2 separate regions of the Mus musculus genome follow, and region 1 is linked to region 2. Evidence: chromatin contacts called from ENCODE Hi-C or POLR2A ChIA-PET data. All regions are on one chromosome and are shown on one strand. Each heading gives the region's core, a stretch centred on a gene start or an enhancer-like site at or near the end of the contact. The rest is flanking DNA. Distances are from core to core; before and after follow the strand shown. Region 1 overlaps F11r (F11 receptor). Region 2 overlaps Pcp4l1 (Purkinje cell protein 4-like 1).

Region 1 (3,745 bases), core at 593-3,092, 270 kb after region 2:
ACATGAAGGGATTACTGTCGCACAGCTATTACCCCTTTGGATTTTGTGAGGGTGTAAGAATGCTGTCCTTACAAGACTAGGTCAAAGGACGCAGGAACAGTTCCCAATGGCTTTATTTTATGATTACTGAGTTTTAAGGTGAGGGCTCTTGTGGGGGCATCCGGTGTGAAGGAAGCACAAACAGCTTGCCCCAGTGTCCTTGGCTTCTGAGTTACTCCTCACCGTGGGCTCTGCCGTCAGGGAGGAAAAGAAAGAGCGGGATAGCTAAGTATTGAGCCCAGCCTGCTAAGTGGATGACTGCTCCAGCCTGAGCTACTCAGTGGGCAGGCTACACAGACAGGCTGGGAGAGCTGAGCCTGGAGAGTTGGGACTGGTGACCCACAATGCTGTGTTTCATTCCCTCGAGAACCTGAACTTGGAAAGGGTTCAGCTACATGCAGGGGCCAGTGGCTGGGTCAACTTTTATTGTATCCAGAAGGGAGGGAAGTAAGCCAGGCGTGGAACGCTGACATTTTCTCTGTCCCCTCTTACCTTACACACACACACACACATACACACACACACACACACACACACACACACACACACACACACACACACACACACACACACGAAAACCCATTGGAGTACTGGAGCAGAGTCCCTCCCCCTCAAACTGTGGATTGGTAAGTCCTGCTGCTGTTTCCTCCTGAGGAAATGATCATTCTCTTGAAGCTAGATGCTAGTGGGTGGCCACCCCTAGGAGGAGAAAATGCTGGGCAGGACTCCAGCAGGCTAGACTTGGCTCAGGAAGGCTTTCAGCGGTGATATTTCTTTGTGACCTGGGCTTGTCAAGGACCCCAGCCTTGTTCTCCTTTGGGCAGAGCTGCCGTGGTTCCAAAAATTGCTTATTCCAAACACGTTGGTTGACTGGGTTTGAGGCTCAGGATCTATCAAAGGGTGGAGTAGCTCACTCCCACTCAGTTCTTGCCCCTACAGCTTTATCTGGCTGAGTTTCTTATGTATATTTTTCTATTGTTTTGTTATGCAGATGTACAATGAGACTTACATTGTGCGATAGATTATTAGATTACAGCTTGATTGTTAATATAGCCTGGAGATTTTTCTTGTCCTCCTCTTCTTCCTTCTCCTCCTCCTCTTCCTCTTCCTCCTTCTTGTTTTTGTTGTTGTTCTTTTGAGTCTCTGTGTAGCTTTAGCTGGCCTGAAATGTGCTGGGTGGACCAGGCTAGTAGCCTCGAACTCATAGAACTCGGACTGTGGGTGGTCGTCCCTCCCACCCCCAGACAGGGTTTCTCTGTGTAGCCCTGGCTGTCCTGGAACTCACTCTGTAGACCAGGCTGGTCTCGAATTCAGATATCCGCCTGCCTCTGCCTCCCAAGTGCTGGGATTAAAGGCGTGTGCCACCATGCCTGGCTGTAGTTTTTATTCTTACACTCTGGTATTATAGGGAGTATGGCCTTGGCTGCTTGGATCTGCCACCGTCTACACACAGCTGGAGATTCACAGGGGAGGGTGCCAACATGCCCTCTCCCAAACCCGCAAAGGTAGATTGAAGTGCTACACACATTTTATGTGGTAAATTAGGAAGTAATGGGGCTTGATTTTCACATCTGTTGGATTTGAGACTAGGGAATTTCAGGACTCACAGGCTCAGGTGTCCAAAAGCAAAGGTTAAGTGAGAGAGAAGTTTCTCAGGGTTGGGCGGAGGCTGTGGGTAGCAGGATGAGCAAATGCATATTGGGGTTTTCCAGGCATTGAAACCCTGGAATTCATCTGCCTGGGACTCCCTGATAAGCAGAGTTTCTGTCCAAAGTCCAGCTTGTGTCATTTGTTTTAGGGTGTGGGGGTGGGACTAGAGGAAGCAGCTGGCTGGCAGGAAGTTTGATGCCAGGTCTCTTGAGTGAGTGATGTCCTGGCCGGTGTGACTTTCCTTTGCAGTGGGGGGGATGGGGGAGGGGTCTGAACTGGTAAAACTGGAAAGTCTGCAAAAGGCAGGAGGGAGCCATGGAGTCAAAGCCACCCCTCACCTCCACTGTCATGACCAATCTCTGCCATCGTCAGAGGGTTGAGCCTGCTCTGTGGTGGGACTCACAGTCTTCCTGTTGCCCAGGCATTCTGTATCCAGTCACTCCAACCTCCAGAAAGCTTTTGTTTGTTATATTGAGAGCATCTTCTGAAGTTCATATGCCTAGATGTGCGGTATTGTGGTGTTCATAGAGAACCAGAGACTGGCTGGCTGGCTGGCTGGCTGGCTGGCTTCTCTCTTTTTCAACTTCCTTAATTTTTTAAAAAACGAAACTAGTGGCATAAAAGTACCTGGAGAACTATTCTAATAGTTAACAGGATGTTGGATAAAGAGGGAAAAAAAAGGGTTTCCTATTATAACAGTAGAAGGAAGTAGTTGGTCTGCCTGGGCTGGATCCTCATGTCAAAATCATTGTTGGTGGGGGGTGGGGGGCACTGTTTGGTGTCTGAAGTCTCCAGCCTCCATGAAGTGTCCAGCTTCATGAAGGTTCAGAGACAATCCACAGCTAGAGCAGGGTGGGGGATTGAAGCCAAAAGCTACAAGTGGGATCCTCAACTGCTTGATATACCGCTGGGCTGTCAAGGAAGCGCAGAACGCTTTGGGGCTTTGGGAGCGAAAGGCAGGCAGTGACTTTTGTGCTGGGTGTGGTAGCATGGGGCTGAAACTCAGCGTGCTGAAGCTGAGACAGGACTTCTAATTTCTTTCATGGTGCCATTGTATCCAGTGCGTTCCCGTCACGCTCACATTCCCTCCCCGCCTTTATCCCATTCCCTCCCGGCAGATTTCCAGGTTTCCTTCCTGATTCCACAGCTTTCCTTTGTTTTTTTTTGTTTGTTTGTTTGGGGTTTTTTGTTTTTTTTTGTTTTTTTTTAAAGAGGACTAAATTTTTTTTTCTGCTTGTTTTTTGTTTTGTTTTTTGTTTTCTGAGACAGGGTCTCTCTGTGTAACATCCTTGGCTGTCCTGGTACTCGCTTTGTTGTAGACCAGGCTAGCTTTGAACTCACAGAGATCTGCCTGCTACTTCTCCCAGATGCTGGGATCAAAGTCATGTGCCACCATGCCCAGCCTAGAACTAATTTGTGTGTGTGTGTGTGTGTGTGTGTGTGTGTGTGTGTGGTGTGTGTGTGTCTGTGTCTGTATGTGGAGGTCAGGGAAGAACTTGCGTGAGTTGGCTCTCCTACCGTGGTGTCAAGCTTGTCGGCGACGTCTTCACCTGCTGCACCATTTCATCGTTCCTCTGTTTTGCCCTTGTTTCTGTTGTGATCCGCTGAGTTTAACCAAGGCCTTGCGGGTGGTGATACAGGCTCTTGGTTCCTGAGTAAGGCAGTTGTGGCTACACCAGTGCTGACAGCACCTCCTCCAGTAGCTACCGTGGGATCTCGTGCTAGGGAGCCAGAAGCTCCACCCAGTCCCTGACCAAATCTCCGTGGGTCCAAACTCATGGGCAGGCAAACACAGCTGCCTCTTCTCATGAAACAGCTGTGCCGAGCCTAGAAGAAAGCCTTTCACGACCCTCCTCTGCATCCACCAGATTTTTTTTTTTTTTTGACAGAGTTTCTCTGTATAGCCCTGGCTGTCCTGGAACTCACTTTGTAGACCAGGCTGGCCTCAAACTCAGAAATCCGCCTGCCTCTGCCTCCCGAGTGCTGGGATTAAAGGCGTACATCACCACTGCCCAGCTAGTACTGCTTTTAAAAATCAAATTGTAAAATTATTTAT
Region 2 (4,140 bases), core at 177-2,676:
ATAGGGTTAGAGAAGATGTGCAAGAAGAAAGAAGGCTGAGTGGGGCCAGAGAGGAGAAGATAGAGCAGAAAAGAGATGCAGCAGTCAAAATAGACCATTGAGGCAGAAAAGATATTGTTAGGAGACGGCAGGGAGAAGAACCCACAAAGTGTGAAAAAAAAAATAAGAAAAGCTACAAAGGATGACCTTGAACTCTTGTTCTTCCTGCCTACACCTCCCAAGTACTAAGATTACAGGCATACCCAACCTTGATCCATGTCTGTTTATTTTCTTCTGCTTATCTTCTCGGCTAATCCATTTATAACAGCCTCTCCCTTGCACACAGAGATTTCCAGGTTTTGTTCCACAAGTTGAAACACTCGAGAAAAGTCTGTGATTAGTATTCAAGAAGCATTTCTTGATTCTTGTAGGGCCTGAAGAAGAGCCCATCAAATGTCCAGGGCCTCAAGAGTGTTCCAGGCAGACATAAAGAAGCAACTCAGCTCAAAGCATGAGGAACAACAAGCAGACTGGGGAGAAACCAACCCCTTAAAGCAGAGTCTTTATTGAGAATTATTGCTGATTTAGTGGAAGGTGACTAGGTCTGTCTTTTTGGTCAGAATTTTATCTTTCTCAAATCAACGCTTTCATGCCTCTTATTAAGAATGTATATGAGGAGTGGAGAGAGGGCTCAGCAGTTAGGAGCACTGACTGCTCTTCCAGAGGTCTTGAGTTCAATTCCCAGCAACAACATGGTGGCTCACAACCATCTGTAATGGGATCTGATGCCCTCTTCTGGTGTGTCTGAAGAGAGCAGACAATGAGACATATACAAAATAAGGAAGTCTTTTTAAAAAATGTATATGAATGTGAGGGGGGAGGGGATGCTGCAAGTGGGATGTAAAGTGAATCCATAAAGTAGGGGGTGGGGAGAATATATACAAAGAGTTTGGATCGTCAACAGACTCCAGATCAGAGTGGCTAAATGGTTCAGCCGACCCACAAGAGGCAGTCCATTGGAGATAGGCTGTTGACAGAGAAATCACCTTGCTTTAGTGTTATAAGGGCAGGCCAAAGTAGAGTGCGTCTCACCCATGGACCACAGGGACAGGGGTTATTCTTTACATCAATTTTAAATGAGTTGGTGTGTGTGTGTGTGTGTGTGTGAGTGTGTGTGTGTGTGTGTGTGTGTGTGTGTGTGTGTGTGGCCACAAAGGCTAGAAGAGAGCATTGGATCCCTTGGAGCTGGACTTATCCCTGAATTGGGATACTACAAACCCAACTCCGGTCCTCTGAAAGAGCAGCAACTTTTACAATGCACCCGTTTTGCTAGCCCAGGGAGGACTCTGATTTTATCAGGGCATACTGGACACATTCTGGGTATAGCAATGAGCTTATTTTTTATTTGCCTGTGAGGCTAAGATGAAAGGCTAGCATCACCATTATACCACACTCCTATCAGATTCCAAACACAACAATGAAACTTCCTCCTTTTCTCTTGCATCGGGAAGCAGTACTTCCTTTAGCAGAGGGCCCTCCTGTGAATCACTGTTCAAGTCTATTAATATCCCACAGCCATGGGCTTGCTAGGCATGAATGTACTCTCTGGAGCATAGCCTGCCTTCAGAGTTACTGTCGCTTGTTTCTTACTTGTGGCTGGTGAATGCTTTTGATTTCTATATTCTTACACTGAATAAGGGAGGGGAGTTAGACATGGTGGTAGACTTCTCTAACCTCAGTCCTCAGAGGAGACTCTTGAGTTTCAGGATGCTGCATGGTAAAATCCTGTCGTTTAAAGAAAGGAAACCATAGACACATCAGTAGAACAACAGTTTACAGAGGCTGGGAAAGAGAGGATGGGAGTTGTTGAAAATTTGGGGGCTGGGGGGTTGTTCCTCTTGCAGAGAACCTGAATTCAGTCCCCAGCACCCACATGGCCGTGTTTAACCACCTGTGACTCACTCCAGTTGCAGGGATCCAACGCTGTCTGCTGGCCTCGGCGGATACTAAGCATGTGCATGGTGCACATACACACATGCAGGAAAACAGTTTCATAATATTTCATAAAATAAAAATAACTCAGGACTGGAGAGATTGCTTAGCCATAAGAACACTGGCTGTTCTTTCAGAGAACCTGGGTTTGTTTTCCAAAACCGACATGATGACTGCCAACCATCTATGTCCAGTTCCAGGGGTCTTAATATCTTCTTCTGACTCCCGTGGGTACCAGGCATACACATGGTATACAGACATATGCAAGCAAGACACAGATGCATATAAAATAAGTATCTCAAAACCCCGACCCATAGTATAAACTAAAAACAACTAGCAAAAAGTGGTAAAAATGGTAAACTTGAGGCTTTACAAAGTTTTCCAAAATAAAAGTCATTAGGTGGACATAGTGGTACAGGCTGTAAACCCAGCACTTGAGAAGCTAATGCAGTAGGTAGGCTTGTGGGTTCAAAGATAGCCTCGGCTCTATAACAGGTTTTAGGTTAGCCTGGACTACATAGTAAAATCGTCTGTTTTGTTTTGATTTTTAATTGTTTTTCTCAAGACAGGCTTTCTCTGTGTAGCCCTGGCTGTCCTGGAACTTGCTCTGTAGACCAGACTAGCCTTGAACTCAAGAGATCTGCCTGCCTCTGCCTCCTGAGTGCTGGGATTAAAGGTGTGCGCCACCATGCCTGGTTAAGTATAGTGACAATGTCTTAACAACCACTCACCACAGAAAAGTAAAAAAGAGCAAGGCAAGTAGAAATGATTTTTCTTTTTTTGCTCAATTTTCAGTCATTTTAATGTGCAAAGACCATTTCTAGGCAATGTTTGCTCACTTGAAAAGCACTGTTTTTATTTGATTCCTCATTAAAACCTTCAGTGTGATAGCGGTACTCATTGGTGTCCAGAGTTATCGTCTCCATCTCTTAATTTTATAAATGCTAGGAGGGGAGGGGCAAATCTGGGAGGAAGACCAAGTAGGAGGGAAATCTAGAATAGGTCATTTGGGGATAAGAAGCAAGGGAGAGAATAGGTTTGTTTTCAGAGATATGTACCAAGTGTGCTCATAGCTGGCAGGAGAGCAGGAAGATGTCACCCTTGCAGGTGTACCCTGGGGGTGGTGACAGCAGCAGAGAGACACAGTGGTGGGCGGTGAATCAAGGTGAGGGCAAGGGCAGGAGGAGGCAGACAGGCTTAGCTTCAGCTGGAATGTTCTCAGGCCGTATTAGTTTCCCGTACCACCATGTAATCTATGCGTTTCTCTACCACCCTCCCTGGGCCAGTTTAGGCTTACATGTTCAGCCCAAGGTGGGAAACATACGCACGCGCGCACACACACACACAGACACACAGACACACACACACACACACACACACACACACACGCCATTAGTAGAGGTACCCACACAAACCACTCGTAGAGGTTCAATGCCCCCATTTGAGGGCTTTTTTTATTGTCATCATTATTAAACATGCTAAAGTCACATACAGTGGCGATGTTTGCCCTGACTCCACAGTGGGGTGGCTGAGAGCTATAGGGGTGTCACTTGGTTCACATGGCTCTAGGGATGACTAGAGATGGGGGCGGGTAAAGAGGTAGGCAGGTTAGCAAAGGCCAGAGAGCCCCTCGTGGAGTATTAGGTTAACAACAATAGTGTGTAGCTTCAGACATCTTGACCATCTCGTTCTGCTTTCCTTCCTAAACGTTTCTCAGTTTTCATTTCCCGGCCTGTCGTCCCTGAACCTTCTGCCATCACTGGCTCTTCTGACCTCAGTCTGGATGGTGAAGGAAGCTCTTCCTCCCTTGCCTCTACCAGCCCCAGTTCTCTTTCCTTGGGAGGAATCTACTCAGCATGCACTAGTGTAGTAAGCCGCCTTATTTATTTATTTATTTATATTTATTTTTGCATGGGTAGGTTTTTTTGGTTTTTGTTTTGTTCTGTTTTGAGACAGGGTCTCTGTAGCCTTGGCTAACCTGGGACTCATGATGTCAACCAGGCTGGCTCGAACATACAGAGATCCACCTGCCTCTGCCTTCCAAGGTCTGGGACTAAAGGCATGCACCCCACATTTTGCAAGCTCCTGGATTTAGGTCAGCCCGGGAGAAAGTGCAGCTGCACTAGGGCTGAAACACGGGAGATGGGAGGAGTTGTGCAGAGGGAGCTG

What was found. Hi-C counts contacts between places; a loop is a spot of excess contacts on that map. ChIA-PET counts read pairs that join two places held with the same protein, here RNA polymerase II (POLR2A).
Region 1: a loop to region 2 is called in a map of left cerebral cortex, with 2.1 times the contacts of the local background. The contact joins two enhancer-like sites. A Hi-C loop is called at or near these places in 1 of 37 maps with a recorded cell type or tissue (left cerebral cortex). POLR2A ChIA-PET finds 5 or more read pairs at or near these places in 1 of 5 experiments (embryonic stem cell).

What each region holds. Positions count from the first base shown.
Region 1 is chr1:171,439,794-171,443,538 of GRCm38, forward strand. The region is part of intron 1 of F11r (F11 receptor); the gene reads left to right. Among named protein-coding and RNA genes, the nearest start is that of F11r, 4.1 kb to the left of the region's middle. Within about 2 kb of position 1,843, at least 1 of the 3 ENCODE cell types and tissues checked has a DNase peak (open chromatin) inside an H3K27ac peak, as active enhancers do.
Region 2 is chr1:171,169,870-171,174,009 of GRCm38, forward strand. Pcp4l1 (Purkinje cell protein 4-like 1) reads right to left here. Exons shown (of 3, transcript NM_025557.1): 3 at 3,395-4,140. Among named protein-coding and RNA genes, the nearest start is that of Mpz, 16 kb to the left of the region's middle. Within about 2 kb of position 1,427, at least 1 of the 3 ENCODE cell types and tissues checked has a DNase peak (open chromatin) inside an H3K27ac peak, as active enhancers do.